Regions from separate parts of the Homo sapiens genome. Here all the other regions are linked to region 4. Evidence: chromatin loops called from intact Hi-C (ENCODE). Cell type or tissue: PC-3. All regions are shown on one strand.

Region 1 (5,000 bases), 78 kb after region 4:
TTGTGGGCACTACCCTTATCTTAAAGTCTTAACTTCATGTTAATGAAACAAATACATTATTAAATTTTTTAAATGTTCTCCTCTAAGGATATGCCTTTATGATTCAAAATAATATGGTCGGAATGAATGGGAAGGATACTGCTGTGTCCACCAGTGCCTAACTGGACATTTAAATGGCAGAAGCTCTTCTTCCAATGGCACATTGAAATCACTGAGAGATGACCTTCTCATAGTAAGGCTGTCCTAAGGAATATGTTGAAACATGCTCCTCAAAAGTATCTGTATCAACTTTTGGATGCTGAAGCTGGTTTTACTCACAACATCTGGTTTGCTTATATAGCATATCAATTCAATTAGATATTAAAAGGTACTTATTTAGTTGGTGAAGTTGAAATGCAGAGAGGAGACTAAAATTCCCAGGGGCACAGTTGTGGAGTTAGGCTAGAAAGCTGTGCTCTTAAATCCCAGGCCAGTAGCTTTTCATCATTAGACTATGTAGCTAGAAGCCCCATTGGAGGGTCTGAGCTGCAGACACACGGTTAACCCAGGCAAATCAGGTCTCATCTGGGCATCTCTGGATACGTCTGGGTGGCCTGTGAAGTGGATGGATGTTCTGTTTGTGTGGAGGCCTGTTTGATGAGCCTCCTGGAAGAAAAAGAAACAGGCAGTGACAGGAAACCTGCCAGGGATAATGGTGCCATGTGGTATCTGAAGTCCAGTAATTCTTCAACCTTCTTAGCAGCTTGCTGTGTGAGGAAGGAACTGACCCAGAGTGGTTGGGTTAAGGTGCATCTGCTAGGCATGCGGGATTGGGGGCATGGGGGTGTCAACAACAGGGGATATAACATTAGGAATATCTACCAACCCAGCCCCTTGGGGAGGGGTGCAGGAAGAGACCGTGGGGCCATAAAGAACCTGAGGCCACCATGTTTTGTGGTCTCAGAAGAGAACTTTCACCACTCAGGAATAGAGAGGACACATATCCCTGCTGTACTTGGCAACAAAATAAAAGAAGAACCGATCATCAACCCTCATGACATCACAGGGCAGAAACGGGAGTTGATAATAACATTCGAGAAGGGGGTCTGGGGCCTTGTGAAATCTCAGTTACTTCGTGTCTCCTTTAAATAAACTATAGTTATTTTAAATAGTGGCCTCACCAAAGCCTGCTTTCACACTGATTTCTCCCATTTCTATATCCATTCCATTATTAAGTATGTTAAAGAAGTATTGTCTTAAATACTTTCCTTCATCAAGTGAGAACCCTGGAAGAAGATGAGAATGAGGAACATGATGAGGATGGTAAAAAAAAAAAAAAAAGTTAACAGTAACTCAGGCCTATCATCTGACAGGCACTAAGTGTGTATCACGTATTTTGTCACTTACAACCTTTTCAGGGTTTTAATGATAAGGAAAGTAAGGATAATGTGGTTAAATAACTTATGCAAATTGAAAAACATTTGACATTTATTTTCTCACAACTAATAAGTAGCTGAAGTAGAACTTGAACCCAAGTGTGTTTAATTCCAATTTTAAAAAACCTGTTTTTTAGAGTTGAGGTCTCTGTCATCCAGGCTGGAGGGTAGTGGCATGTTCTTAGCTCACTGCAGCCTCAATCTCCTGGGTTCAAGCGATCCTCCTGTCTCAGTCTGCTGAGTAGCTGGGACTACATGGATGAGCCATCATGCTTTGCTTAATTCCAAAATTTAATTCTTACCTTGGCACCCAAGAGGGTGTTTGGCACACAGTAGGTGCTTCATAAAAATTGGTGACTGAACAAATAAAAAGAATACATGGGTTCTAAGGTTTAGTCAATCAAATGGTGCAATGAGCCTCATTCTTCACCTAAACTGGTTAAGTATACCTCAGTCATTTAACCTAATAGAAACAGTCATTATAATCAAATAATGTCACAGGATCGATATTTCCTGCTAAGGAATAAATGACTCGGACTTGCTTTGACATTTATTTTCTAAAACTTACTCAGTTTTGCCCCGATATTTATACATCAGCAGGAGATGGTTACCCCGAGAAGCTGCTCTGTTCCACACAATTGCCTTAGCGTCTGTCCTCTTTATGAAACTAAAAAAAAAAAACCACAGTAACTGTAGTTGTTATGAGCACCAACATTTTAAGTCTAATTAAAAATTTGACTTGCTGGCCAGGCACCGTGGCTCATGCCTCTAATCAAAGCACTTTGGGAGGCAGAGGCAGGTGGATCACTTAAGGTCAGGAGTTCAAGACCAGCCTGGCCAACATAGTGAAACACTGTCTCTACTAAAAATACAAAAATTAACCTGGCGTGGTGGCTCACGCCTGTAGTCTCAGCTACTCGGGAGGCTGAGGCAGGGGAATAGCTTGAACCTGGGAGGTGGAGGCTACAGTGAGCTAAGATCGTGCCACTGCATTCCAGCCTGGGCAATAGAGTAAGACTAGGTCTCAAAAAAAAAAAAAAAAAAGAACTCGACTTGCCGTTTATGCAATTTCAAAAGCTGGCTTTTGTAGGTCTAAAATTGTTGTAAGACAATTTTAAAAGCTTCCAGACGTGCAGAATCTGGGGCTCTTCTTTGCCCCCCACCCCACAGCCTCACATGTCTTGGTTTGCGGCTTTTAAACAGCGAGTTCTAGAGAAGTTCCACAAAACTGTGCTCCACCTGCTGGCCTTCTGGGGAAGCTGCGTCTGGGCTGATGATGCTGGTTGCGGGTTGAGCGAAAACAAGGAACAGATTTGAGTTTGTCCAAAGCATGCTTGGTACTTGAAAATTAACCCTTCAAGACTGGGCATGTGTCCAGTGATGCTCTGAAGCTGGCAAAGATGAGCATCAAATCACCAGACGTGCATGGAGAGCATGAGCTGAACGACCGTCGTGATAGGCTTGGCAGAGGATGAAGCAGAGGGTGGCACCGGAGCCCTACCTGGGTGCTGGCACTGCCTCGGCCTCTTGCTTACTATGACGCCGTGTGAATCACAGCATCTAGCGGCCCTCCTTCCCCCTTACTATGACTTCCAATTTTGAAATACTGTGACTCTGCTGTGTACTTAATTGACATCTCTTTCTGAAGGAATTTACAATCCAGTTGATGATGTAAGACCCACTATCATAAGCCAATTAGAGAACCAAACAAGTGCTGAAGGGACCCCTATGGAGGCAGAGAACCTGAAATGAACAGTGAAGACTAAATCTGACTTACAAAGGTGAGGAGCAGGGAGTACATTTCTTTCCTAATGCTTGCACTGGGATTTCTGACGAATACCTCAGAGGCTATGTTGGGCTTTTTCTGATGTAGCGATATTTTGGAGATTATGGTTCAACCAGTGATTTGTCTAAACCTGTTTGAGGATTCTTTCTAACATATCATTCCCTTCCCTACATAAAGATAATATGCAAAAAATCCAAAAGGGTGCAATCATTTGTTTTACTAGAATCTTCTTTATGTTCTAAAGTCTTAATCATGCATTTCTTTCAAATTGTGAGCCTCCAATGAACTACAAGCTTGTCAGAATTACATCTATTCAGGTCATATACAACATCCGTGGAGCAAAGTGAATTTGAAGTTAAGTCTCCTCTTAGTGTAGCAGTACGTATTTTGAATGAGAACGGCCAGTGCTAAAGATGGAAAATAGGTGGGTGGCCAGGCACAGTGGCTCACGCCTGTAATCCCAGCTCTTTGGGAGGCCAATGCAGGCGGATCACTTGAGGCCAGGAGTTTGAGACCATCCTGGCCAACATGCTGAAACCACGTCTCTACCAAAAATACAAAAATTAGCCGTGTGTAGTAGCACATGCCTGTAGTTTCAGCTACTTGGGAGGCTGAGGCAGGAGAATTGCTTGAACCTGGGAGGCGGAGGTTGCAGTGAGCTGAGATCACACCACGGCACTCCAGCCTGGGTGACAGAGTGAGACCTCTGTGTCAAAAAAAAAAAAAAAAAAAAGAAAAGAAAAGAAAAGAAAAAGATGTAAAATAATTTGAAAACAAAAGCCTAAAGATGCTTGCTGAAATCAGCTATTAGTCTGTTCTCTTCAGGAAAATGACATATTATGCATAATTAATAATAATAATAACATAACTAATTTTATGTCTTATTGACTCTAAGGTATGGCTATCTCTATTTACTACTACCTCATATGACTTTAATATTGATATTGAATTAAAGTCAGTGCAAGATCTGTAGTACATTAGTAAGTATGCAAAAATGGGAAATTGAAGCCCTGTTTATAGGTGGTACTCAGAGAAGGCCCAGGGTTGTTGGTGCCAACTGGAAAAAGTTTATATCTGATTATATTAATAGCAACATTGATCTGGCATTTTGCCCTGGCATAGTTTTTTACCTTCTTGAAGGTTAAAAAAAAAAAATCTCCCTGGCTGCATCAGGATTTAAGACATTGGGGAGAAAGAAAGGATAAAGAGGGAACAAGGGCAAAGATGAGGATCATTGAAGACGTTCAAGGATAATTAAACTTCTGCCCATAGCTGGCCTGGGGGAGAAATGAATGTCACCGTAGTATGGATGTGGCTGGCTCACAGTGTGAAGAGAGAAGACCTTGTTTCCAGTCATTCACAGCCCTGTTGAGATATACCTTCATGCCTAATTCCTTCACCCTCTGAAGTCCAACATTATTTAATTGATAAGATATGCCACATATCATCTTGTCCTTTGTGTTTAAGTTGTTCTTATTAATATGTATGTCTTATCTCCCTTAGTAGATTGTCAGCTTCTTGAGGTTATCTTGAATGTTTTAACTCAGCTCTCTCTCTCGCACTATCTTGCTTAGGGAAGACACCCAATAAATATTAGTTGAAGACATGACCAAGTGCATGAAGTACTGTATAGGCTTGCTAAATAAGGGCAGTAAAAATGCCATTGGATCTTGTAGGCAAATTCTGAGGTTGTAACGGATGAAATTAATATAAATGTTGATTCACTGAATTGTGAACTATAGAATATGAACCCTGTCAATAGGAGAAACCTTTCTAAAAGCCTTCTTCTTTGTTGTGCA
Region 2 (5,000 bases), 380 kb after region 4:
ATTTAGTTTTTAATTTTAACATTTATTCATTATTTTTGAATTTTATTGTTATTATTTTTGAGACAGGGTCCAGCTCAGTCACCCAGGCCGGAGTGCAGTGGCATGATCACAGCTCACTGTAGCCTCAACCTCCTGGGCTCAAGCGATCCTCCCACCTCAGCCTCACCAGTAGATGGGACTACAGGCACATGCCACCTCACCCAGCTGATTTTTGTATTTTTAGTAGAGATGGGGTTTTGCTATGCTGCCCAGGCTGGTCTCAAACTCCTGAGCTCAAGCAATCTTTCTGCCTCGGCCTCCCAAAGTACTGGGATTACAGGCATGAGCCACCACACCCAGCCTATTATTATTATTTTTAATAGAGACACGGTCTCACTCTGCTGCCCAGGATGGAATGCAATGCTGCAGTCACTGTAGCCTCAAACTCCTGGGCCCAAGCGATCCTCCCACCTCAGCCTCCCAAGGTGCTGGGATTACAGGCAAGAGCCATAGAGCCCAGCCCATGACAGTATTTTAATCAAGACAATATAGTATTGACCTAAGTACAGACTGCAGATCAGTGGAACAGAGAGTCTTAAAACACATATAAAACCAAATGATTTTTGACAAAGGTGTGATGGCAATTTCATAAGGAAAAAAAATCACTTCAATAATTGTTGTTTCATACATTTTAATAAAAACTGAATCTTGACCCCTACACCTCATATCTTAATTTGAAATGGCTCATATACTTAAATGTTAAGGCTAAACTAGAAATCTTCCAGGAGAAAACAGGAGGATAACATCTTAGCAACCACAGGGTAAGCAAAAATGTTATAAAGACACAAAAAGCATATATCTTAAAAAATGATAAATTAGACTTCATTAAAATTTAAAGGGGCTCATCAAACACAGTTTAAAAAATGAAAAAGGTAAGCCAAACACTGAGAAAAAATTCATATTTCTGATAAATGACTTAAATCCAGACTATATAAAGAACTCATATATATACACATATATATACACATATATATATACACACATATATGTAAGTTCACAAAATAAAAAAAAAAACCATCTATATCTATATAGATATAGATTGTTTGTTTTGCGACACATCATTCTGTTGCCCAGGCTGGAAGTGCAGTGGCACCATCATGACTCACTGCAGGCTTGACCCCTCCCAGGCTCAAGTGATCCTCCCACCTCAGCCTCCTGAGTATCTGGGATTACAGGTGCGTGCCACTGCTGCCGCCTAGTTTTTGTATTTTTAATAGAGACAGGGTTTCACCATGTTGCCCAGGCTGATCTCGAACTTCTAGACTCAAGCAATATGCCTGCCTTGGCCTCTGGCTAGCATTTTTTAAATTAACTGTTGCTACCTGCAACAATACAGATGATCTCAAAAATGATATGCTGAACAAAAGAAAGCAGATACGAAAAAGTACTGACTGATTCCATTTGTATGAAGCTCAAGAACAAACAAAATTCAATTACAGTGACAGAAATCAAAGCAGTGGTTGATGACGGGGAGGTGGAAAGTTGACAGGAAGGGGGCAGAGGGGCTCTGGGGTGATGGAAATGTCCCATATCTTGATTAGGATGCTGATTATGTGGATGTATGCATTCATCAAAACTCATTGCGCTGTACGCTTAAGATGTGTTGATTTCACTGTATGTTCTCCCTAAATAGAAACTAATTTATTAGTGAAAAGAAAGATGTACTTTCTTTTCACTATTAATAATAAACTAATTTATTAGTGAAAAGAAAGATGTACTTTCTACCTGGAGGGTCTGTGGGGATAACCCCTATTCCGTACAAAGGAACAGTGAACATGCTTGAGTGAAAACAGCCACGCAAGGCAGACAGCAAGTGAGAAACGCCTAAGGCAGGGGAAGAACGGTGGTCTGCTACAGTGAGAAGAGAAATAGAGAAGACTGAGTCAGAAGGGGAAGGTATACACCAAACAGGAAGACACGAGTGAACTGAACGCAAGAAGTAGAAAGTAAGAGACCTAAATTCGTGTTTCCAAATAATCCAGTTACCACATTACACTCAAAAAAAGAACCAAAGGCAGTTTTATTTGGAAATTGTTCTCTTCCTCCCTCGACACCTCTGTTAATCAAATTGGAAGCTAGGGGAGGGAACTGAGTAAAGGCAGGGACCTGAACATATCCCTCCGTTTTTGCTTTTTTTTTTTTTCTTTTGCCCCTTAATCAGCCACCTTCAAAACAGTGCCTTTCTAGGGCTAACGTCCTGCCTGTGGCATCTCATCACTGATAAACATCAGGAAGTAACTGCCATTCGCCATTTATAGATTTATATGTACCTGCTAGGATAATGAGATTCACAATCTGTTCATTCCCTTAGTAACTGAATGAAACTCACAAATGGCTACGAGGGAGTATCCTAGTTCACTGAAGCCCAAGCTGGCCTCAGGAACCAGAGATAACATTTCTCCTTTTTCCAGCTGAATTACTAAGACAAGCAAGAGATGACTCATAATAAGCATAGTTGATGAAGCAATTAATGCCAACTCTTCCTCTCTGAGTCATCCCTTCCAGTGAAAGAATCGCTAGGAGTATTAACCCTGGCTGAAAAAGTAGATGCCATGTGAGCACATTAAACTTTACCAAACAATGGAGTGGTAAGGGAAGAGTTGGAGGGTTTCTGTCCAAACTATCTGAATCTAGAGGGACCGCTCCATGAATAAGTTTCAATACAATTGCGGTAATCAGCACCGCTTCCTCTATTTCAATTTACAAACGCTGGGTTTACAGGAATAGCTTTCTGAGACATTCCTATAAAATTAGCTTACTCACTGAATTTTTAAAAAGGAGAACAAAGCCAAAGGACGCCATTGGCCTCTGGGGGCGTATGTGTGTGAACAAGCTGATGCTGTGTAGAAATGATGTGTCAATATCATTTGGGCTACTTGTGTGAAAACTGCTCAATCCAAGAGTTACTTCTTGTTTCTACTGACTGAACATGAAGAGAGAACCAAATATTCCAGACAGGGAAAGAATCTGAGAAAACATAGAGTGGAGTGATTTCAGTGTGTGTATATGAAGAAGGGGGAGCAAATATAAAATCCAACTGGATGCTTTTCATCCTCCATGCAGTTCTCCACCCGCTTACTACCCCTCACTTAAAGTGTGGTCCTGGGGCCAGCAGCATCAGTTTCACGGAGGGATTTGTCAGAAATACATATTCTCAGGCTCCACCCTAGAACTATTAAATCAGAACCCCTGGGCCTGGCGCCCAGAAATCTGTGGTCTAAACAAGCCTTCCAGGTGCCTCTGATGCAAACATTCAATAAAATGTAATCGTCAAATCTTAACTGGTCCCTGGCCGCGCGTAGTAACTCATGCCTATAATCCCAGTACTTTGGGAGGCCAAAGCGGGTGGATCACATGAGGCCAGAAGTTTGAGACCAGCCTGGCCAACATGTGAAATCTCGTCTTTATAAAAATACAAAAATTAGCCAGGCGTGGTGGTGTGCACCTCTAGTCCCAGCTACTTGGGAGGTTGAGGCAGAGAATCACTTGAACCCAGGAGGCGGAGGTTGCAGTGAGCCAAGATCACACCACTCCATGCCAGCCTGGGCGACAGAGTAAGACTGTAGAAAAAAAGAAAGAAAAAAAAAACCACACACCACACACACACACACACACACACACACACACACACACACACACACCAAAACCTGGCCCCATTTGCATGTACTACTGCTACACTCATCCCTCACTCCCACCCACCTTTCGGAGGTAGGCCGCCCATCACTAGATTTAGCAGAGCATCCGCTGACTGAAATGAGACACAGCTGGGAGGCACCCACCACCACCCGCCTTTGTAGAACAGCTACCCAAAAAGACAAGGATAGCAAGTCCCCTGAAGCTTTTCCAATCTATTCCTTTTTGTGATTGTTTTCCTTTTGAAATAGTGTTAACACATTTTAAAATTATATACATATTCATTTTGAAAAATACAGAAATGGCAAAGAAGAAAGTAAAAACCTCCCAGCTGACACTTAACATTTGTCCCATCTTTTTCTAAGCATCAATATATAAATATTTAACAGTATATACATGTTACTTAATTTTTAAAATTTGTAATTGTATATGTATTTTCTTGTATACATTCCTTTGAAAGCTCTGTGATGGGTGTAGGCTGAACTGCTGGGCTGTACTGTTTTAGAGCAAAAAAAGATACTCATGCTGTAATTCTAATTTTTCTGTGTTTCAAAGGGGGGGCTATTAATTTATTAAATTAATTTTTAAAATTTACTCAAGGTGAATTCTTATCCAGATCAATTCCAGGAGTTACGGGGCGTGGAATTTGCCAGATAAGCCACACCATTCTATGCCATCAAGTCACAGAAACTGGCTTCCCTACACTCTAATTTGTGCCTTGTCTGTTGCTTTGGGCATGAAACAGAATGTGGCTTCTTTCATTTCTCACTTCATTACCTAAAGTGGACATACACCTTCCCATACTCCCTCTCCCCTCTCCTTCCCTAACCTATCCCCTGCCCACCCTGGCCCCATTATTTCTCACTTGGATAACAGGAAGGTCGTACAACTCTCCCTTTTGAACTCATCGTCCACACTGGGTCAAATCTAAAATACATCTGCATATGCCACATCCGCTAAAAATCATTACAATAGCTTCTATTTAAACATGAGTATATCCCATCAGCCTGGCCCCATGCTACATGCGTTCAGACATTATCATATCTTTATAACAATCTTAAGAGACAGAGGCTATTATTTTAACGTTAGAGATAAAGACTCTTACAGCTGAGGTATGTTAAATAACTTGCTCAAAGTCACAAAGCTAGTAAAATTTAGGGCAGCTGACTCTGGAACCTATAACATGTGTTAATTCAAAAAATTTCATGACTACTGCCATCAACGGCAGTGGTTCCCAACATTTTCTTCAATCAAAAATGTTGCAGACTTCAGGCACTAGATGTTTAACTCTTAATATCTGTTGATCAAGAAGATGTACAATGGTCAAA
Region 3 (5,000 bases), 170 kb after region 4:
AGGAGGCTTCATAAAAGCATTCTAGCTTAAAACTGGGATTTCAATGGTCTTAACTGTGAATACCATGTAGCAGAAATGCCACTTGGCATTATATCTAGGGATTACCTGTTGAAACACCAAAGACAGGTATACTTTGATGTGGGTTACGCAGGGCCGGGTAAGTAACAAGAAATACAATTATTCTTTCTTTCTATGAATGTGGCGCTGAAGATTTGATACCATATTTGGAGCACAGATCCATCGTGTGGAGGGATGGGGAAACACAGGAGAGGGGTGCTGAGTGTGACCACATGTCCACAGGCCTGTCTGAGCTCGCTACAGGTCACACTGCATCATGAAGGACCCTGTACTCCACTTGCTGCAATTTCAATGCAAATAAAGAAAAATATCAACTACTATTTTATGAGTAAAGGACGCTGGCAAGATGCAGCCGTGGTTTGTCTTAAGAGTCCTGAAACTCAGTTAAAATACCTGATGATCGCGTTTCATTAAAAACCCCAAGGAATTTCTTTACACCATGAGCATTCTACAAGTTTCCTACCTCTCTTTAAGACTAAATATTTAAAACTCTTTAGAATTAGCATCATCTATGTGTCACTTGGCTCTAGGACACATATTCTCGGGGAAGAGCATATCCCCATTTCTATTAGGAGAAAGAATAACAGGATTTCTCCCCTCCTCCTTCATCTTGCAGATTTAGGGGTTTATCCTAGTATCATGGCTCAGGGGATTCTCACACTTACAACTCCTAATATATCAAAAAAGGAGAAAATCTCTCTTCACTGCTTAATTGTTTTGTCGAATAAGCTCTCAAAAGTTCATTTTTGTTACCTTTTTCAGGCAAAATAAGAGGCCTTTTACAAAAATTCTATTGCTAAAACAATGGAATTCTCCCGGGAATGACTTCGTTATGGAAATGAAGTGACAGCTTCTTTTATCTAGCCAGGCAGAAAGTCTGCATTTATAAAAGGCATTCAGAGCACTCAAGTGTTGTGTGTGGGAGGACAGAAAATGCTATTTTTAATTCAGATTGCAGCATTCCTCCCATCCAGGTCTTTCAGTATAATCATAATCATAATAAGACTGATGTAAAAAGAAAAAAAAAAAAGATTCCCATTCCTGCTGACCCCAGCAGAAAAAGAGAGAAAGAAAGAAAATTAAATAAATGATTAATACAGCTTCCTTCCACTTTTAGACCGTTCTGTGGGCTTGGAGATCCACCTTCGAGGCAATCAGAGCAGACTATCCATTATCCAAAGTTAAAAGCACTTTAACTCTGCTAGTAACAGCATCACGTCTTCTCACACAAATTTACATTCTTGTTCGTGTGACTTTCACTCTCCTAAGTTTGCAGGAATCGCCTGTGCCTGCTGGGAAACGCCGTGCAAGTTCCTCCATCTGTTTCCAAGACTTAACATTCCTTGGTGACAGTGCAATGGACGAGTCCAGCCTGGTGGCAGGGCCATGCTGGGAACTTGATTTCTAATGTCAATCACTGGAATGCCCTTCTAGTAAGGAAGAGGTGCCCAAGCTTCTGTTTGAGTTAACACAGACCTTTCCAGGTCAGGTGTAGAATCTGGAGTGATGAATGGAAGGGCTGGAAAGGAAATGAAGACCAGTGTAGATGTCTCTTTGCAGAAGTTGAACATTAGAGGAAAAAACAGAATAAGATGAAAATGGAATCACAAAGGGTAAAATGACTGGTTTAAGGCTATATGTGCAGGATTAGAGAAGAGATGGGGTCAAAGGGGTATTTTTTAATGAAGATAAAATTCACATAAAACAAAATTCAGCATTTTAACTGTTTTTAAAGTGTGTAAGTCAGTGGCTTTTACTCCATCCACATGTTGAACAACCATCATCACTATCTAATTCCAGAAGATTGTCATCATCCCCCTTATCCATGAAACAGTCACTCCCTGTCCCCCACTCCTCTCAGCCCCTGGCAAAGACTAATCTACTTTCTGACTCTAAGGAGTTGTCTATTCTGGATGTTGTGTATAAACTGAATCATACAATATGTGGCCTTTTGTGTCTGGCTGCTTTCTCTTGGCATAATGTTTTCAAGGCTCATTCATATTGTAACATGTACCAGTACTTCATTCTTGTTTTGGTTCAATAATACTCTATTGTAGGCTATACCACATTTTGTTATTTATTCGTCAGTTGATGGACATTTGGGATGATTCCATATTTGGGCTACTATGAATCATGCTGCTATGAACATTCATGTACATGTTTTTGTTTGAATACCTGTTTGCAAATCTCTTCAGTGTATACCTAAGAGCAGAACTACTGAGTCATATGTTAATTCTGTATTTAGCTATTTGAGGACTTGCCAAATTGTTTTCTATAGTGATTGCACCATACTACATTCCCACCAGCCAGGTAGGAAGATTACCATTTTTTCCACAAGCTTGCCAACACTTGTTATTTTCCTTTTTTAAAAAAATTATGGCCATCATAATGGGTGACCATAATAAAGTGGTATCTCATTGTGGTTTTGATTTGCATTCCCCTAAACACTAATGATGTTGGACATCTTTTCATAAGCTTATTGGCTATTTATATATCTTCTTTGGAGAAATCTCTATCCAATGCCTTTGTCCATCTTTAAACTGGGTTGTTAGTCTTTTTCTCTTTGAATTGTAAGAGTTCTTTATATATTCCAGAAACTAGACCCTTATGAGATACTGACTTGCAAATATTTTCTCCCATTCTGTGGGCTGTCTTTTGACTTTCTTGACAGTGCCCTTTGGTTCACAAAGGCTTTGATACTGATGAAGTCCAATGCATCTATTTTTTTCTTTTGTTGTTTGTGCTTTTGGTGTCACATCTAAGAATCTATTGCCAAATCCATGGTCATGAAGATTTACTCCTGTTTTCATTTAAAAGTTTTATAGTTTCAGTTCCTACATTTAGGGTATTGATCCATTTTTAGTTCATTTTTGTATATGGTGTGAGGTAAGGGTTCAACTTCTTTCTCTGGCATGTGTCCCAGGTGACTTTTTCCATTGTCTCAGCACCAATTGTTGAAAAGAGGTAAGAGAGATTTTGAGTATGAAGTGATTTTAGTCTTTTCTCTTGAAAAAACAAAACTTTAAAAATATACATTATTTTAAAAATTAATTTTCTGGCTTTTGGTTACACTATGACTGTATTCAGCCACTATTTAAATGTTTTTCCTCATCCCACATTTTAAAGATGCAGCAAGTTTTCATGAATGATGACCCACCAGAGCCATGATGCTGAGCTTTCAGGGAAGCCAACCACCTCTTGAGGTGGTGCTTTTGCAAGAACTAATTTTCAAAAGCAACAGTAGCTTGAAATTGCTGACTTTGGGTTGCATTTGCCTCTGTGTTTGTGCCCCTCTAGTGAACAGCCCCTGTCTTCAGATATCCACAGACCTCTGTTCTCTTTCCAAGCCCGACACCCACCCATTAAGATTGGCTCTTTGGAGAAAACTTAATAAACTAATTCATGCCAAATCGTGTATAACCAAGAGAAATAATAGACTTTTGGCATGATACCTAAGACTCTGTTTATCTTAAGCAAAAAGAATACAGTGTAGGTTGTAGAATTCTGGCTATCATCAATTCAGCCAATGCAAGGAGTGAAGACTTTTAAATCCCCCTAAAGCATCAGTTCTCCAACTTGGCTACACATTGTGACCACCCAGAGAGATTTAGAAAGTACTAATGTCTGGGTTCCACCCACAGAGATCCTTACTTAACTGGTCTGGGGTATGGCTCAGGCAATAGAATTTTGGAAAGCTCCCCAAGTGATTCTACTATGCAGCCAAGGTGGAGAGTCACTGTCCTGAAGTCATCAGAGGTTGCCACCTACTCCTCCCACAAAGGTGGCTCCTCTTGTCACCTTGCACCACTTGCAAGCAATTAGGGATGTACATTTACATGATTTTAAAAGTCTTATGATGTCCGATTAAAACTAACAAAACTTGAATTTCTTGTATCAGTTATCATTCACTCTTCTCAACAACCGTGTGAAAGTAAGTTTATTGTTCCCATATGACACACGAGGAAACAAACTCTGAGAGATTAATTAAGCGACAGCCCTAGATCACAGAACTTGGAAGTGGCAGAAAATTGATTTTAATACAATTGTTTCAACCCCACAGTCTGTATCATTATAATCTCCCAGTAATTTCAAAAGGGCCAACCACTGTGAGTGTGGGCATGTAATTTGGTTGCATCTTCAATGTGGCACCCATCTTGTGGAATGGGACGAGGGGATAACAACTCGCTGAAGAGAATAGCAGGCACTACCTCTGTCGGTTACTATTTACCTTTCTTTCTCTATATTGTATGCATGTGGGTGTGTGAGTGTACATAAGTGTATGTCCACCTAAGGAAAGTGGACCTCAAGGGTATATCTGAATTGAGAAACATATGGCCCAACTACAAGAAGGTACCTGGGTAGGGTTTTCAGAGATGTAGTAATTCTTTCCAAGATGTGATAAGACTGGTAAAAGGTCATGAAATATCTTCATTATGATAAAAAAAAAAAAAAAAAAAAAACATTGAGGAAACTACCAATTCATTCATTTATGGATTCATCTAATGCCCATATATAGATTACAAAGCTTAATCAGTAGTGAGTGACAAGACTGAAGAATATCAGGCAAAAATCTCCCATACTTAAATATTCAGGTTCTTATAATAGACAAGACACAATTTCCACATAATATCATCTTGTCTGCCAATGCATGGGGCACATTAACTAGCCTTGACACAATAGTAGAACAAATCAGAATTGGTAAAATGTATTATTAATGATGGTAGAAATTGGGAAGTGAGTTTCATGTCACTTTTTTCTCTTATTTTAAACTGGTGCACTCAAATGTGTAGGTTTGTGCATGTGCGTGAGTGTGCACATATGCACGCATGCACACATGCATACACACAATCACACACAAGGCTTGAGTGAAGACTCCATTTCAGTTCTGCCATTGTTCACAGGCCTAACAACTTACTTTTCCT
Region 4 (5,000 bases):
GGAAGATTATGAAGACACTGGGCAAGTGAACACTGTAACACATATATTTTTTAATGGAGTTAACAACTCCCCTAAGATGTTCTCAATACCCTCTCTCCTGTTTTTTTTTCTCCTTTTCTTCTTCAAGGGCAGATGATGCAGTTCTTAAATTTCCTTTTCAGAAATGTTGGTTCCATTTCTCACCTCTCCTTTGCCTGGCTGGAACATAAAATGAAGCCCTTGGAGAGCATGACACCAGCTGGACCCTGCCCTCAGAGCCAGGCACTGAGAAAAAGCAGGTTAGCAGTGAAAGTCCAGAACAGTCCTTGCACTCGATTTCTGAATCCTCATCTGCCAGAGCCACTACTCTCCAAGATTCCCCTTAGCTCTGGGTCCACACTGGACCTACGATTTCCTCTCCCTAATACACACACACACAAACACACACACACACGCCAACTCAGCAGAGGCCGCCAGAAATAATCCTGTTCTCTGCAAGTTTCAAAAGAATTCCCAGTACAGCCACTCATATGATGACGGAGTGAGACTGTTAAAAACCGAATTTGATTATGGTTAAAAAACCCAAATACCATACAAAAATAGGGCTAGTGCACTGAATGTTTTCTCAGTGGGTTACATGCTTGGTTTGTCCATCTCTCTCTTCCTTTTCAAGTTGTCATTGAAGTTCCCCTTCACACCGTCCCCTTTCTCATTGGAAAGTAACAACTCGCCATTAACACTAGAGACGACAGCTCTTTCAGACAAATCAGATCAGTGTGTTCAAACCTGGACATACAAATGGTGACCCTGGAGCCAGTTCTTATGGTCAAGTATCTCAGTCTCTTACTAACCACTGAAGTCTGAGTTACTGCTGCTGTGTGGGCAAACCAATGCCCAACAGACAAGAGGCCAAATATCAGTGGAACTGACATGACCCAGGCTAGCAAGCAGCGGATGTGATTGCTTCCACAGGTAGCAGCTGTAGGTATGCACAGTGCAACATGCTGTGATTCTGAGAGCTGTGGGATTGGGCTTTGGGAATTCCACACCCTTGGGTTTTGGTATCTCACATCCAGACCCTCTTTTCAATGATCTGATTTTCTTTCTTTCTTTCTTTCTTTCTTTGGAGAGATGGGGTCTTGCTATGTTAACCAGGCTGGTCTTGAAATCCTGGCCTCAAGAAATCCTCCTTCCTTGGCCTCCCAAAGTGCTAGGATTCCAGGCATGAGCCACTGTGTGTAGCCAATGATCCGATTTTAAAACAAACACAATAAAGTAGCGGCCTTCAGCATTCAATCCTTGTCCATGTTGGAGCAACACTGAAATCCCTACTGAAACATAACCCCCTTTCTCTACTCTGCCCCCTACTTTGTAACTATTTTTTAGAGGGGGCAATGATTTTTTTCCTTCCTTCCTTCCTTTTTTTTTTTTTTTTTTTGAAAAGGTCTTGCTTCGTTGCTCAGACTGAAGTGCAGTGGCGTGATCTCGGCTTGCTGCAACCTGTGCCTCCTGGGCTCAAGTGATCCTCCCACCTCAGCCTCCCAGGTAGCTGGGACTACAGGTGCACGCCACCACACCCGGCTAATTTTTGTACTTTTTGTAGAGGTGGGGTTTTGCCATGTTGGCCAGGCTGGTCTTGAACAGGCCTCAGTGATCCACCCACTTGGCCTCCCGGTGCTGGGATTACAGGCATGAGCCACTGCAGCCAGCTTGGAAGGGGCAATGATTTAATGGCCCTTATTGGTTTTGCTCCAACATCATCAATGAACATCATAATGAAATGACAAATGATACAACAGAAAGTTCTCAATCCTTAATGATTTTGATCAGATATCTAGGAAGGTGCAGGTTTAGAAATTTGGTGTCTCGATATCAAAGGACATTTCAGTAAGAATAGAATTTCTCATATGACAAGAGAGGCGCTTAAAGACTGGGACGGAAATGAAAAATAAGGTTAAAAAAACCCTAAAACACTTATGCTGAAGAAATGAAGTGTTGAAGGAGTAATGTCACTTATTTACTCTCGCAACCCAGGTGTTTTTTTTTTGAGATGGAGTCTCACTCTGTCGCCCAGGCTGGAGGGCAATGTGCCAATCTCGGCTCACTGCAACCTCCGCCTCCCGGGTTCAAGCGATTCTCCTGCCTCAGCCTCCTGAGTAGCTGGGATTATAGGCGGCTGCCGCCATGCCTGGCTAATTTTTGTATTTTTAGTAGAGGCGGAGTTTCACCATGTTGGCCAGGCTGGTCTCGAACTCCTGACCTCAAATGATCCACCAGCCTCTACCTCCCAAAGTGCTGGGATTACAGGCGTGAGCCACTGCGCCCTGCCCACCTAGGGTTTTTGTAAGTGACAAATAACTGTGTTCTGTACAGCCTTCCCTTGTAAAAAGAAGTTCTAATAATGAACTTTTATCTTTAAATTTCAAGACTCACTCTTAAGAAAGGGAATGCCAAACGCTCCCACATTTCCATACCAACGAGCAAGGAAAACTCATGCGTGAGACCTACTCAGAGAGAACCAGTCCATGCGCCCCCTGCTGGCCCTCCTGCAGCACTGATCCAATAAAACCCCACAGGGTTTCATGAGGGATATTTATGCAAGAGTGATGTGTCAGAATGCAAAATGAGAACATTTGCATATAGTAGGCCCAGCCAGTAAGGGAATAGGTTAATTAGCCCAAGGCAGCACTAGGGAAGAAAAAGCAGCGGCATAAAAGTCCTTTCAAAGCCAAGTAAAATGTCAAACACATTCAGGAAGGGTCTATTAGCAATGCAAATGTAACATTGCCTGTACAATTGAATGCACAATACACAAAACTAGAAAACTCCTCTGAAGGTACTTCTTTAGGAAGCCAGCTTTCGTAAATTTGAAAAAGAATGCTGACTTGGTTCTCAGTAGTGCTCAGGTTTAATTATACTGTTTATTTGAGAGACATCGGCTTAGTCAGCCCTGAAGACTCACTGGACTGGTCTTCTGCGAAATGATTGCTAAGACATATTGGCCTTAACACACAAATCCAAATTTATTCTTCTGAAAACTTATCCATTGATAAACAGCATCTTTTCCAGAGATTGCCAATGAGAAATCAAGGACACAATGATTAAGACAGCAGTTGCAGCGAGCTGGGGCCAAACCGATAAAAGTTTCCACCCATCCTCCTCCTACATTTAGGGCTATTTACCAGTGCAGCACGGAGCAGACAGGGCTCTCTAACGCTGAGGTATGTGTCCCTTCTCTGGGCCCCGTAAGCTTTCAGTACTGATAAGGGGAAACCCACGGGTAGAGATTGGGTCTTGCTGTATTTTCAATGAACCACCAGAGGGCGCCCCAGGATGGCACCACATTCCTGGTCTATCGGGTGATCATGGGACTAAACAACAAAGAAGTAACTTATGAAGGTGGAAAAGTAGATTTGGAAAATAAGGAAGAGAGAAAAAGAAACGAAAGAAGAAAAAAGAAAAAAGGAGAGTGGGATTTCTGCTCTTAGAGTCTCTAGTTGCAGACAACTGGCCTCTGTGTCCTGAATTGCCCTCCCAGGGGACCCCCGAGGAGTTTATCTCTGGAAGCACCTGCCACAACAAAAAGATTTCTTCCAAACATGGGGCCATGCACAATTATATCAATGCCAAATTACCAGAGAGCCACATATGCAGATCGCACTGTTTAAACATTCCTATTGGAAAAGGGAAATTGGAGGGAGAGTTAATAGATGAATCAAGACAAATGTATTTAGAGTTTGCTACCCATGGTTTGCCTGATAATCACTGTTCTGAATACATTCATCTTAAGCCGCTTTAGAGCTACATTAACTATCTCTCTATCATAATTTCTAAATTTAGCCCAGTGGTATAAGGCTTTGCTAGTCGAAGTGTGGTCCTCCGACCCGTGACATCAGCATCCTCTGCAAGTTTGCTGGAAATGCAGACTCTCAGGCCCCACCCAGTCCTGCATTTTAACAAGATATCCAGATGATTCTATGCACAGTAAGGTTTGAGAAACCCTAGCAGCTATCCGATTAAATTTTCTACTGCTAAACTCTTAAGCAAATTAAACATCTCTAGCCTCTTCCTAATGGAGCAGGCACTGGGAAACCAAACTAGGTGTTGTACGTAAACACAGAGTTGATGGAGCCTCGGAGATAAACATCTAATATTTAGGTGATGCTCCACTGCTTCCTCTGGGGTCATCTAAACCTAATACGGCTGCAAATAACAAATGCTGCTTTTCTTCTGGTTCTTTACACAACTGCAGAGAAATATACTTTAAAAAGGCTATTATCATAAATTTTATACACAACTCAATCATTCCCAGGAAGAAAAATGAAATTTAACAAAGGAAGCTCCACACTTCTTTCTTTGCTATAATTTCATTTCGAGAAATTTTTTGCTATTACCATGGATTCAGACTGCTTGGGAAGTGATAGGAAAATGAGATGCTTCTGTGCTAGGGATGTGGGGAATATATGCCCACTGACTGCAAGTCCAGTAAATAGCAGCCAACTGCTCAGAATGGAAGATGCTCTTAGAATTTGATATATAAACTCCTAAAAATACATCTTAAACCTAGGGCAAGAAAATGGGTTGCTTTTCCTACACCCCCAATCCTGTGCTTCTCAGTTTGAATGAACCCATGGCTGCCTGGCCTGTATATCTATGGACAAACAGGGCACGGTTTCAGCTTTAAAGAAGAGGAAGAGCAGGCTGATGAGCTTGTGCCAGGACTGGAAAAACTACGTATGCAAACACTGAAGAGGGCAGAATACCTGGGTGTGAGGACAGAGGTTACTTGGGCATGTCAAGGATTCTCAAAGTGCTGACTCACCAATCTCCTTCCAGCTTTATTACATCACTAAACTGGAAGGCCTGTGTGGTGCACTGGCAGAAAGCACTTCATTTTGGCCAAGCATTAAAAACAGGTCCAAACCCGACATGCTTGGAGTATCTAGAATGGAGAAAGGTGGATTGGATGATAGCTATAATTAGATGCCTTTATGGTTGACTGAACAGGCATGCCCCCAAAG
Region 5 (5,000 bases), 760 kb after region 4:
TTAGGCCCTCCCATTGTGGAGAATTCTTCAATTACTCCTTTTAAGTTTTCAGAGACTGCGCTAAAAAGGACTGATGATGCTGTTAGCTATAAAACCTGTCAGGGGAGAAGAATGTTCCCTGCTGCAGTGTTTGCTGAAGTTACATCAATGTCTGAGCAACATCCCCATCACTAAGAACACCACCTGGTTGTAAAGTAAACTATATTTGGAAAAAAAGAAAAAACGAAGGCATTTTGTCATGCAATATGGTATCATCCTCTGCTGAGTGCCAGAGAAATTCTACAAATGGAATAAGAACTAGCAGGATCTGGCCGGGCGCAGTAGCTCAGGCCTGTAATCCCAGCACTTTGGGAGGCCAAGGCGGGTGGATCATGAGGTCAGGAGATCGAGACCATCCTGGCTAACATGGTGAAACCCCATCTCTACTAAAAATACAAAAAAAATTAGCCGGGCGTGGTGGCGGGCGCCTGTAGTCCCAGCTACTTGGGAGGCTGAGGCAGGAGAATGGCGTGAACCCGGAAGGCGGAGCTTGCAGTGAGCCGCCATCGCACCACTGTACTCCAGCCTGGGCGACAGAGCGAGACTCCGTCTCAAAAAAAAAAAGAAAGAACTAGCAGGATCTGTGCAGGCGTGGTAGACTTAGGGGCAACAGGAGCAACCCATATCCTAGGCTTGTACCTCGATAAATTATCCCCTTTTTGACTCTGTTGTACCTCAAACAATCAGTATATTAACACGTGACCTCCTCAAGAACAAAAACTAGATGGTACTATTTAATACTTCTTTTGGGGTCCCACCCAGTCCTAACAGCAATGATGCTGACATTGGCTACCTCTCTGACCTTGTCCCTACATCTCCCAAACCCCCATGCAGCCACATTGGCCTTTATGCAGTCCCTCACATGTGCCAAATATGCTTCTACCACAGGGCGCTTTCACTTGCTGTTCCCTCTGCTTGGAGCATTCCACTCACTTCCATCTGTAACAGTCATTTCTTCTCTGCTTTTCCTGACGCTCCAGCCTAAAATCACACCACCCTCCAGTACTTTCCATCCTTTTCCAACCTTTATTTTCTGCCCAGCCCTTTTTACCACCTCACATGATATATATTCACTTATGTGTTTATTCTGTTGACCCTTAAACAATAAGGCACTTGAAGGCAGGGGTTTTATTTTGATCTTCCTGTCTCCCCAGCACCTGAGACAGCAGCTAGTGCACAGTTGGGGCTCAATAAATACTTGCTGAATGAATAAATAAGCAAGCATGTAGAACAAATTGTGAGCTAAACACAAGTGTGTGCATCATAAGGAAACTGGCTTGGTTAGATGGAAGTAGCAAATGATGGTTGGTTATAAAGTTAAAATTTAACACAGCACGCGATTGGAGACACTATTGGAGTTTGTTTGTATGGGGTCAGCTGAGATGCGGAGTAGCAATCTAGGAAGGCAATGAAGAAGGATTCATGGGAAAATTGAGGCTGGTTGAGTCTGAGACACTCCCTCAAGAAAGGCTTAGTACGAAGATCCCAATCATGAATCCTGCAAAACATTTCTCAGCAGGCTGATGTACAGTTGTCCCTCGATCTCCCCAGGTTCCAGGACCCTGCAGACACCAAAATCCATGGATGCTCAAGTCCCTTATATAAACTGACATATCATTTGCATACAAACTACACACATCCTCCCATATGCCTTAAATCCTCTCTAGATTATTTACAATACCTAATACAGTGTAAATGCTATATAAGTACTTGTTATACTGTATTGTTTTTGATTAGCATTATTTTTTATTGTTGTATTCTTATTTTATAAATTTTTAACCTGTGGTGGCTGAATCTGTGGATGCGGAACCTGCAGACACCAGATACCCAGATACCCAGATACCAAGGGCCAACTGTGTACCCTGTGGAATGTGAAACAGCATAACCTTTTTTTGACCGACACTCTTACTTAATATTAGCACCTGGAAGTGTGGTGGCAAGGTAAGTAACCACATTTAAAAACTGGCCTGAACAGTAGCTGCACAGGACCATTTACAAACTGAGCTAGAGCTTTCCACTGGCACATTCCCCTTCCAAGATGGCACCGACTTTGTTATTTTATTTTTTTTAAGAATAAATGACATTTTCATATTCGCAGTGCATCAGTCTCACCGGGGCTCCTCTACTGGCTTAATGGTTGTCATTACAAGGATTCCATCTGCCGACTCACAGCTGAAAGGTGGGCCAACAGGAGGGCCCAGCTGAGCACTTAATAGGTGCATAATACACGTTTCAGAAATTAAAAGTGGCAGAGCCACTTCTGCAAGCAATGACGCTGGTGCCACCTGGTGTGAGGATGAAGCCCCTTCAGGCAGAGGAAGGTTGAAGAATGGAATTTCTCTTTACCAGTGGAGGCTGGTCCCCAGCACACTCATCTGTTTGGGAAAGGTGTCCCAAACCTTTCTCAATCCATCATCTGTTTGGGAAAGGTGTCCCAAACCTTTCTCAATCCATCTCTCTCTCTCTCTCTCTCTCTCTCTCCCCCGCCTCCCCCTGCCCCTTCCTTGCTTCCCCACCCAACTCCCACCCTACTAGGCTTGTACCTGAGTTTCACAGTCCTTGCAGAGAGAATTCGTGGCAGCCTCCCTGTGAGATTCTCCTGGTGAGACTCAGCAGACTTTCTAGGGGAGAAGAGCTGTGATTTTCCTCCAAGTAATTTTGACTATCAGGTCCTCACTGCAGCTTGTTCTGAAAAAGAATAGAGAACAGGCAGCTCTCTGTAGCTGCTATAATTGCAGAGCCAAATGAGAGAAGACAGAGGGAAGGAGGGTGTGAGCAAAAGAAGCGAGAATCATGGGACTTATGCAAACCCCATCCATGCTCAGGAGGGAGCTTCCCTAGAGGAACAGCGGGGACAGCCACTGCGACGACGGTAATGCTTGAGTCTAGTTGGTGATATATGCCACACAGTACTTGCACACTTTTCTGATTTTCCTTTTTTTGTTACTTTTTATTTTTATTTTGAGACAGGGTCTTACTCTGTCACCCAGGCTGGAGTACAGGCTACAGTGCAGTGGTGCGATCTCAGCTCACTACAGCCTCAACCTCCCAGGGTCAGGTGATTCTCCCACCTCAGCTGACCAGGTGGCTGGGACTATATGCCACCACTCCCAGCCAATTTTTTGTATTTTTTGTAGAGACAGAGTTTCGCCATGTTGCCCAGGCTGGTCTCGAACTCCTGGGCTCAGTTAATCTGCCTCAGCCTCCCAAAGCGCTGTGATGGCAGGCATGAGCCACCACACCCAGCCCTGATTTTCCTAAAGCTTTGTGGCTTGATATATCAGTTGAATTATGTTGGTCTAAAAATGAGATGTAGTCAAACTCATGGTTTAAAAAAAAAGTCCTGTTTAAAACCAGATTATTTGGCCAGGCGAGGTGGCTCACTCCTGTAATCCCAGCACTTTGGGAGGCCGAGGCGGGCGGATCATAAGGTCAGGAGATCGAGACCATCCTGGCTAACACGGTAAAACCCCGTCTCTACTAAAAAATACAAAAAATTAGCTGGGCATGGTGGTGGGCGCCTGTAGTCCCAGCTACTCAGGAGGCTGAGGCAGGAGAATGGCGTGAACCCGGGAGGCAGAGCTTGCAGTGAGCCGAGATTGCGCCACTGCACTCCAGCCTAGGTGAGAGCGAGACTCCGTCTCAAAAAACAAAGAAAAGAAAAACCAGATTATTTGATAAAAAACTTTTTCTTCACTTGCAGTAAAGCTAATTTGATAAATTTGTGAATTTCAGCTAGAATTTATAATTTTATCTACTTTACAATAAAAAATACATCTACCCTAAATGACAAATTTGTAGATCATCTCAATTGCCATATATTGCATAACTATTGTGCAGGAATATTGTGAAGGAAGCACTTTTCAGGCCTTTTTTTTTCTAATTTAATTTTCCCAATAACCCTAGAAAGAAGATAGGTATTATTACTAGCTTCTTTTTTTTTTTTTTTTTTTTTTTTTTTTTTGATACAGAGTCTCACTCTGTTGCCCAGGCTGGAGTGCAGTGGCGCAATCTTGGCTGACTGCAGCCTCTGCCTCCCAGGTTCAAGCAATTCTCCTGCCTCAGCCTCCCAAGCAGCTGGGACTACAGATACGCGCCACCATGCCCGGCTGATTTTTTGTATTTAGAGTAGAGACGGGGTTTCACCATGTTGGCCAGGGTGGTCTCGAACTCCTTATCTCAGGTGATCTGCCCGCCTCAGCCTCCCAAAGTGCTGGAATTACAGCCATGAGCCACTGCACCTGGCCTACTATCTCCTTTCTTAAAGAAGAGTAAACTAGGACTTAGGAAGGTGAAATAACGTCCCAAGGTCAAAGGTGAAACCTGGTCAGTCTCCCTCGGAAGCCCAAGTTCTTCTCTTCTCTGCTCTGCTCTCTGCAATGTGTCAGTCATCCCTGCACATGTGAATAACCTGAGGTACTTGTTGAAAACACAGATTCCGAGGCACCAGTCCTGCAGGTTCCAATCCAGCACCCTTGTTCTTGTTGCTGGGAATATGCATTGATGACAAGCAGCAGAGGCTATTCTAAAACAGATGCTGTAGTGCCTCGCTTTGAGAACCAGAGCTCCAGGAACTATTAAACATCCAGTACCTCCTAGTCCAGCCCCCAGAGATTAAATGGCTTCCTCAAGGCTGCTCCGTAACAGAACAGGGCTGGGATCAGAAGGGACCCAGCCGGCCCAGCATTCTTTCCACCACATTCCAGTGGAGAAAAAAATCAAGTTTCTGAGAGAGCTTTGTTCTTCCCCTCATTTTTTCAGTTCTTCAAGCAGCCAAACTCCCCTGGAGCGTCAAACAATATGTTCAAGGCCAGCACGGAAAAATCACACCACTAATTCGAAAAGTCTCAGTGCTTTTTGCCCATGTACTGCCAAAATTGGAAGCAGTGAAAATCATTTAAATATTACTTTTCTTTAATTGTGAGAATATCAGTGTGTGAAAATTGCCATGTGTAACCTTA
Region 6 (5,000 bases), 430 kb after region 4:
GCCGCCGCCGCAGCTCAAGGATCCGACTTCATGGGGGTGGGGGGCACCCTCTGGCGGGCGGCCCGGCGAGCCGCACAGAGCACGGCGAGCGCACCGCGCGGCGGCCGGCCCGCGCCCTTAACCCTTCGCTGCGCGCCGCCCGGGGAGGCGGGCACCTTTCCCAAAGAGTGGCTCGGGATGGGGTGCGGGGGAGGGGAGACGCGGACCGGAGGGCAAGGTTCCTTCCAGGTTTGGGAAGGGGGCGGGGAGCTGGGCGATGAGGTAATTTGAGCGGTGACGGGTCGGTCCTCGCGCGCCTCCCTGGGTCCCTGCACCTAGTTGGAGGGGACTGAACGACAACGGGGCGCTACTCAGGCAACCTGGGGGACTCCCCCAAGGGCTGTCAGGCTTCAGCTGGGAGCCGATGCAACACCCCAGCGGGGAGGGGAGGTCGGCCCATTCTAATCCCGACGTGTCCTTGGTCCCAGGCGCTCGGAGCAGCATCTGAGAGGGCTCACTCTGATCATCAGCTGCACGTTAAGCCACAAACCGGCGTCGCTTCGGCGTTCCGGAACCCAGGCCTGGGGGCCGCGGGGATTGCCTCTGCGTGCAACTCCGGAAAGTTTCAAGGGGTCCCCCGACTGCACAGGTACCCTCACCTTTCCTGCCGGCGAACGCTGGCGACCGCCCGACCCTGCCCTCTTTCTCTCTTCGCACGCAGGTCCGGAAATCGGCTTTGATATGGAACTACTCCGCTCTAGCCTGGAAAGGAGACCCGCGCACTCCTCTCGCAGCTAATTTCGGATCATTAATTTAATCGGAAATGAGGTAACCAGTGTAGGAGACAGAGAAAGCAACCGGAGCATCAAATGGCAGTTCTCGAGAATCGACGAGGAACTTAAATCTGGACTCAGGGTTTCAGTGCGGTCTCCGACTCCCACCACCCCGCCCCTCCGCCTGTCTCGCCGCCAGGTGTGACCTCCACGCGAAGGAATCTTCTTCGGATGGGTGCACCTTGCCAACAGGTGTGGCACCTGGAGGACTAGGAGGCGCCTCCAGACTAAGGGCGCTCAGTGCGGCGTTCTTGTTGCAGATGATTCTGGAAGGCCGGTAGGTGTCGGGCGACATTTGACCTTCTTCAGGTGCTTAGAACTAAGTGTCTGGAAACATGATCCTTTCGCGTAAGTTTCTTTCTGAAAGCCACCAATCTTGACTGTAAGCTGTATTTGAGAGATCTTTTGGCTGAGTTTACTTATGACCTAACGGTTAGTCACCAACTGAGGCAGGGCACAGGATGACCAAAAAAAAAGTGTCAGTTTTTACACAACTCTGGCCTGCAAGAGCCTACGTGCTTCATAAATAAAAATAAACATACGAGCGAGGAAGGTGCAGAGCCCCGGAAATATTTTTTTCTCACATTTTTGAAATACCATGCACATATATGTGGCTATTTAAGTATAACTACTAGTGTTCACTCTTACTCATTTCTACAACTTTTTTTTTTCCATTTAAAAATCGATTATTGTTACGGTTTAAACCTCGGGTTGGTCTAAAGTGACATTGTTGGTCTCATTACAGCCTCTAGTGGACAGTTAACATCAGTTTCCTGAAAAGGCTCTGACTGGTTTTGTTTTCGTTGACAAGCTTTGTCAAGGTGAAGGTTAGTACGTAAGAGCATAACCGGGTAAAATGTCCCCTCACCCCTATCCTCACCCCCGCCCCCAACACCCTGCTTGGCAAAGACGACTTCAGAAAGGAGCAGAAGCTTGTTGGCTTTATATAGAAAAGACGTATGCTTTGTGCTGCAGGTATTATTATTACTGGACTGTGAATAAACAGAAAGCTTCTGCTATTCATTTCAGTTTCAGACAGCTTTCATAAAAACTAAATTCATCTCAAATATTTTTATAACAGAAAATATTGGTTGCCATGTTTTTGGCTTAACTGCGATGTTTTTATTCCAACTCATAATCTGCAAACTGTCCAATCCACCTCCACTCTATTTTTAGACATCTTACATTTAGATAATTTTCAGTTAAAAAAAAGCTAATATTGTAATTTTACGTTGGCACAAGCAGTTAATTTACGTGATTTTAACAACCTTAAATTAAAACACATAATTCAGATTACAGTTAGTCAATTAATTTAAATGTTCTCTCAAGGAAGCTAAATATGTATATTACCCAAATGGTAAAAACAATTAATAAGAAATGTGTCATTTACTTTCTTAGCCATTAAGTTTAAAGCCATAAACTGCCACCAAAATCTGTAACTATTTCTTCCTGCAAGATCCAACATAAACACCATACTCATGAAACTGTCTCATTACCTTTAGTACTGAAATATTTTGTTTTCAGATGGCAAAATATTAAGTGTACAATCACAAATAACAGGCACTGATTCTTTAGAAACAAGACTTTCTCGTGCAAATAAAAACTCAATGAAAAAGGGCAGAGCTTCCAAGAAGCTAGTAGACAAATATATAGTACTATAGTCCTACTCATAAGGCTGGTGTTATGTTTGTAAAAGCATAAGTCAACCTTTGAAATTACAGGAAATCGATAAATAAGGCCTGATGAGCTTGACTCGTATCCTGTGTCATAGATTGCTTAAATACCATGAAAAATAATTGTAATCACATATCTATTTTACTGTTTTGGTGGTATCTACTCTTGAAGGTGTTAAATGGGCCAGCAAGTATATATTATATAATTACATATTACACCCTTACTTAAAGTGTAGTTTTCAAAGTCGCCACAGCAGCACTTGGGAGCTTTTTAGACATTCAGAGTCAAGGGTTCTACCCCAGACATACCAAATCAGAATCTGCCTTTGAACCAGGCCCCTGGGTGATTTCTAAACACATTATCATGTGAAGAACACTGGTCTATACCACAGGGATCAACCTAAATAAATTTGGGCACAAGTGCAGAAGTTAATTCCTCTATTTATTTCTTTTTTGCTCCTTTTTAGTAAGTACAGCCCTTATTAATTTGTGCTTTTCAATGAAAAATTATTATGTTATATGCTTTGGATAAATACTACTGCACTGTAAGTGCACACATCTGCATCATTATTGCCAAAAAAGAATGCTCTGCTGAGGAATGTACTGGGGTCTTGAACATGAACATTTTCTTCATGGCAGCAGAGGGAGCACAAGAGTGCTTAATAAAACCAGTGCACAGGTCTCTCCAAATCATGACAGATTTTACATTGTAGTATATGTTTTCATTGGAAGTAGCCTGTTATGTAGTTCAAAATGAAGCAAATCAACTGAGCAAACACAGATAGGCTTACCAGGTCATAACAACTATGTAACTGAACAGATTGAAAGTTGAATAAAATAAAGATAAACTTCTTTAGAGTTTTAGGCTTGAATTCTTAAAAGAAAGTGGACCTCAAAAGTGAAAAAGATGCCTTAGCTTTGCTCAAAAACAAAGATAACACAACACAGAATCAGGCAACCCTAAGATGCCTTAGCTTTACTCAAAAACAAAGATAACACAGAATCAGGCAACCCTAATAGTAGCTCCTGTTTATCTAAAAACAGAGTCAGTTCACTGGACCCTACATCAGGTAACTTAATTTCATTTGGTGTCATACATGTTGGTTAAGGTCCATGCGCCTTTTGCTGTGTTTACACTCAGAATAATTTTAGGGGTTTCTCCTTAATGCTTGCAGTGGTGAGGATTTAGGTTTCAGTTATACCTACGTAGTATTTCATACTTTTCACTACTCTTCCATATTGCATCCTCAAAAACTCCCTTGAAGCAGATAACATACTTGGTAAAAGCCAAGTATCCAAAAAGTTATGGAACCACATCGTGCTTTCATAACATTGAGTCATTTAATTGTTTCAGTAGTGCTTTGAGGTATTCATAAATGAGGGAAATTATACAGACTAAAGATCCAGAGCATTTTTTACAGTTTTAAAGGTTTTTCAAAGTTATTCTTAGATAATATGTTTATATATTTATTATTTATTTACAAGCAGTCACTTACTCTGCATCTACAATAACTAAGACTTGAGAATATAAAATTGAGTAAGACATCTTAGTGTGCAAGGAGATCAGAGCAGAACAGATCTTACCTTTGGAAAACTGTTAATTTTTACCACGTTGAAACACAAAGATTCATAGTTGATGCGATCCAGCACCTGCCAGAATCATAGCAATCAGACTTCCAAATATGAGAATCAAACATTAGAATCATTAAAAATTTGAGAGGCGGGGGGGACAGTTGTACAACTCTTGAGCAAAAGTTGACTTATAAGCTAATATTAATATTTCAAATTTGTACGACAAACAAATGTGAAGATATAATGTGTATTTTATTTGAATGTCTTCCCTATCACAAAATCACATGAGTAAGTTGAGTTGGTAAACATTTATTTATTTTTATCTTTTCTAAAATGCTGAAAAGAATTTTTCTCCCACACTAAAGAGGGTTTGCCAAGTTTCTGCCTGGAGCAATTTGTTATGGCTGTGTAATAAATCCCAGAAAGTTTGAATTTTTAATGGAAACACTGACAGAATAAAGAGGGTGTAATCCTACATATGTCATTTAAAAATCTGAGCAAACCATAGTGTGCTTGCAAAACAAATATACTTTCCTTAGATTGCACTCACAAATAAGGCTGGGGAGACCACAAAAGTAAAACAAACTCAAAAGTGAAAAACACTCACACAATAGACTCTGAGGTCAGCTCACCACACCCAGACTAAAGTCACTGGGCTCTGTGCGTGTCACCAAGACTCTTAAAAGACATACTTCTGAATCATCTTTCTTGACCCTCCACCAAACTGTAGCAAGACAGGCTTCCTGGGAATGAAAATGACATTAGCATTAGTCAAGAGTGAAATTAAAGTCATTGTACTCAAACATCTGCCAACAGTCTGTGATTTCATAGTACCCACCTCTGAAATAAGACTCTGTCTACAATTAAAAACAAAGAAAAAAAGGTACTTTAGGTCTTCACTATCCACTATGTCTACTGAGCACTTGAAATGTGTGATTAGTCC

The links. Hi-C counts contacts between places; a loop is a spot of excess contacts. Peaks named below come from ENCODE experiments on the same cell type or tissue, not always from the same donor. Only the 100,000 strongest peaks of a DNase experiment are listed, where the experiment ranks them.
Region 1: a loop joins it to region 4, with 11 times the contacts of the local background. A loop is called at or near these places in 99 of 110 quality-filtered maps.
Region 2: a loop joins it to region 4, with 5 times the contacts of the local background. A loop is called at or near these places in 11 of 110 quality-filtered maps.
Region 3: a loop joins it to region 4, with 5 times the contacts of the local background. A loop is called at or near these places in 35 of 110 quality-filtered maps.
Region 5: a loop joins it to region 4, with 10 times the contacts of the local background. A loop is called at or near these places in 35 of 110 quality-filtered maps.
Region 6: it touches region 4 in a loop (7-fold over the local background); 98 of 110 quality-filtered maps call a loop at or near these places.

The regions. Positions count from the first base shown.
Region 1 is chr6:16,407,212-16,412,211 of GRCh38, forward strand. All of the region lies in intron 6 of ATXN1 (ataxin 1), which reads right to left. Among named protein-coding and RNA genes, the nearest start is that of GMPR, 170 kb to the left of the region's middle. In PC-3, a CTCF peak has its summit at 2,680 (motif pointing left); DNase peaks (open chromatin) are centred at 2,700 and 2,970; H3K4me3 peaks cover 651 bases; H3K27ac peaks cover 632 bases.
Region 2 is chr6:16,710,547-16,715,546 of GRCh38, forward strand. The region is part of intron 2 of ATXN1 (ataxin 1); the gene reads right to left. Among named protein-coding and RNA genes, the nearest start is that of ATXN1-AS1, 48 kb to the right of the region's middle. In PC-3, CTCF peaks have their summits at 1,273 and 2,834; DNase peaks (open chromatin) are centred at 1,165, 2,545, 2,665 and 3,255; H3K4me3 peaks cover 1,966 bases; H3K27ac peaks cover 3,432 bases.
Region 3 is chr6:16,496,223-16,501,222 of GRCh38, forward strand. The region is part of intron 5 of ATXN1 (ataxin 1); the gene reads right to left. Among named protein-coding and RNA genes, the nearest start is that of GMPR, 260 kb to the left of the region's middle. In PC-3, no CTCF peak of the experiment used is centred here; a DNase peak (open chromatin) is centred at 2,249; H3K27ac peaks cover 1,089 bases.
Region 4 is chr6:16,328,993-16,333,992 of GRCh38, forward strand. The region is part of intron 6 of ATXN1 (ataxin 1); the gene reads right to left. Among named protein-coding and RNA genes, the nearest start is that of GMPR, 93 kb to the left of the region's middle. RefSeq lists an enhancer at 3,106-3,400 and a silencer at 3,106-3,400. In PC-3, CTCF peaks have their summits at 2,530 (motif pointing left) and 3,305 (motif pointing right); DNase peaks (open chromatin) are centred at 2,519, 3,299 and 4,769; H3K4me3 peaks cover 377 bases; H3K27ac peaks cover 1,162 bases.
Region 5 is chr6:17,091,564-17,096,563 of GRCh38, forward strand. LOC101928463 (a long non-coding RNA gene) reads right to left here. Exons shown (of 3, transcript XR_241983.4): 2 at 2,583-2,727; 3 at 1,153-1,601. Among named protein-coding and RNA genes, the nearest start is that of STMND1, 8.0 kb to the right of the region's middle. In PC-3, a CTCF peak has its summit at 2,323 (motif pointing left); no DNase peak of the experiment used is centred here.
Region 6 is chr6:16,761,652-16,766,651 of GRCh38, forward strand. It overlaps ATXN1-AS1 (ATXN1 antisense RNA 1), which reads left to right. Exons shown (of 3, transcript NR_136240.1): 2 at 468-628; 3 at 701-5,000. Among named protein-coding and RNA genes, the nearest start is that of ATXN1, 2.7 kb to the left of the region's middle. RefSeq lists silencers at 1-125, 1-262 and an enhancer at 263-1,462. In PC-3, CTCF peaks have their summits at 1,537 and 3,121 (motif pointing right); DNase peaks (open chromatin) are centred at 110, 1,260, 3,140 and 4,730; H3K4me3 peaks cover 4,390 bases; H3K27ac peaks cover 4,931 bases.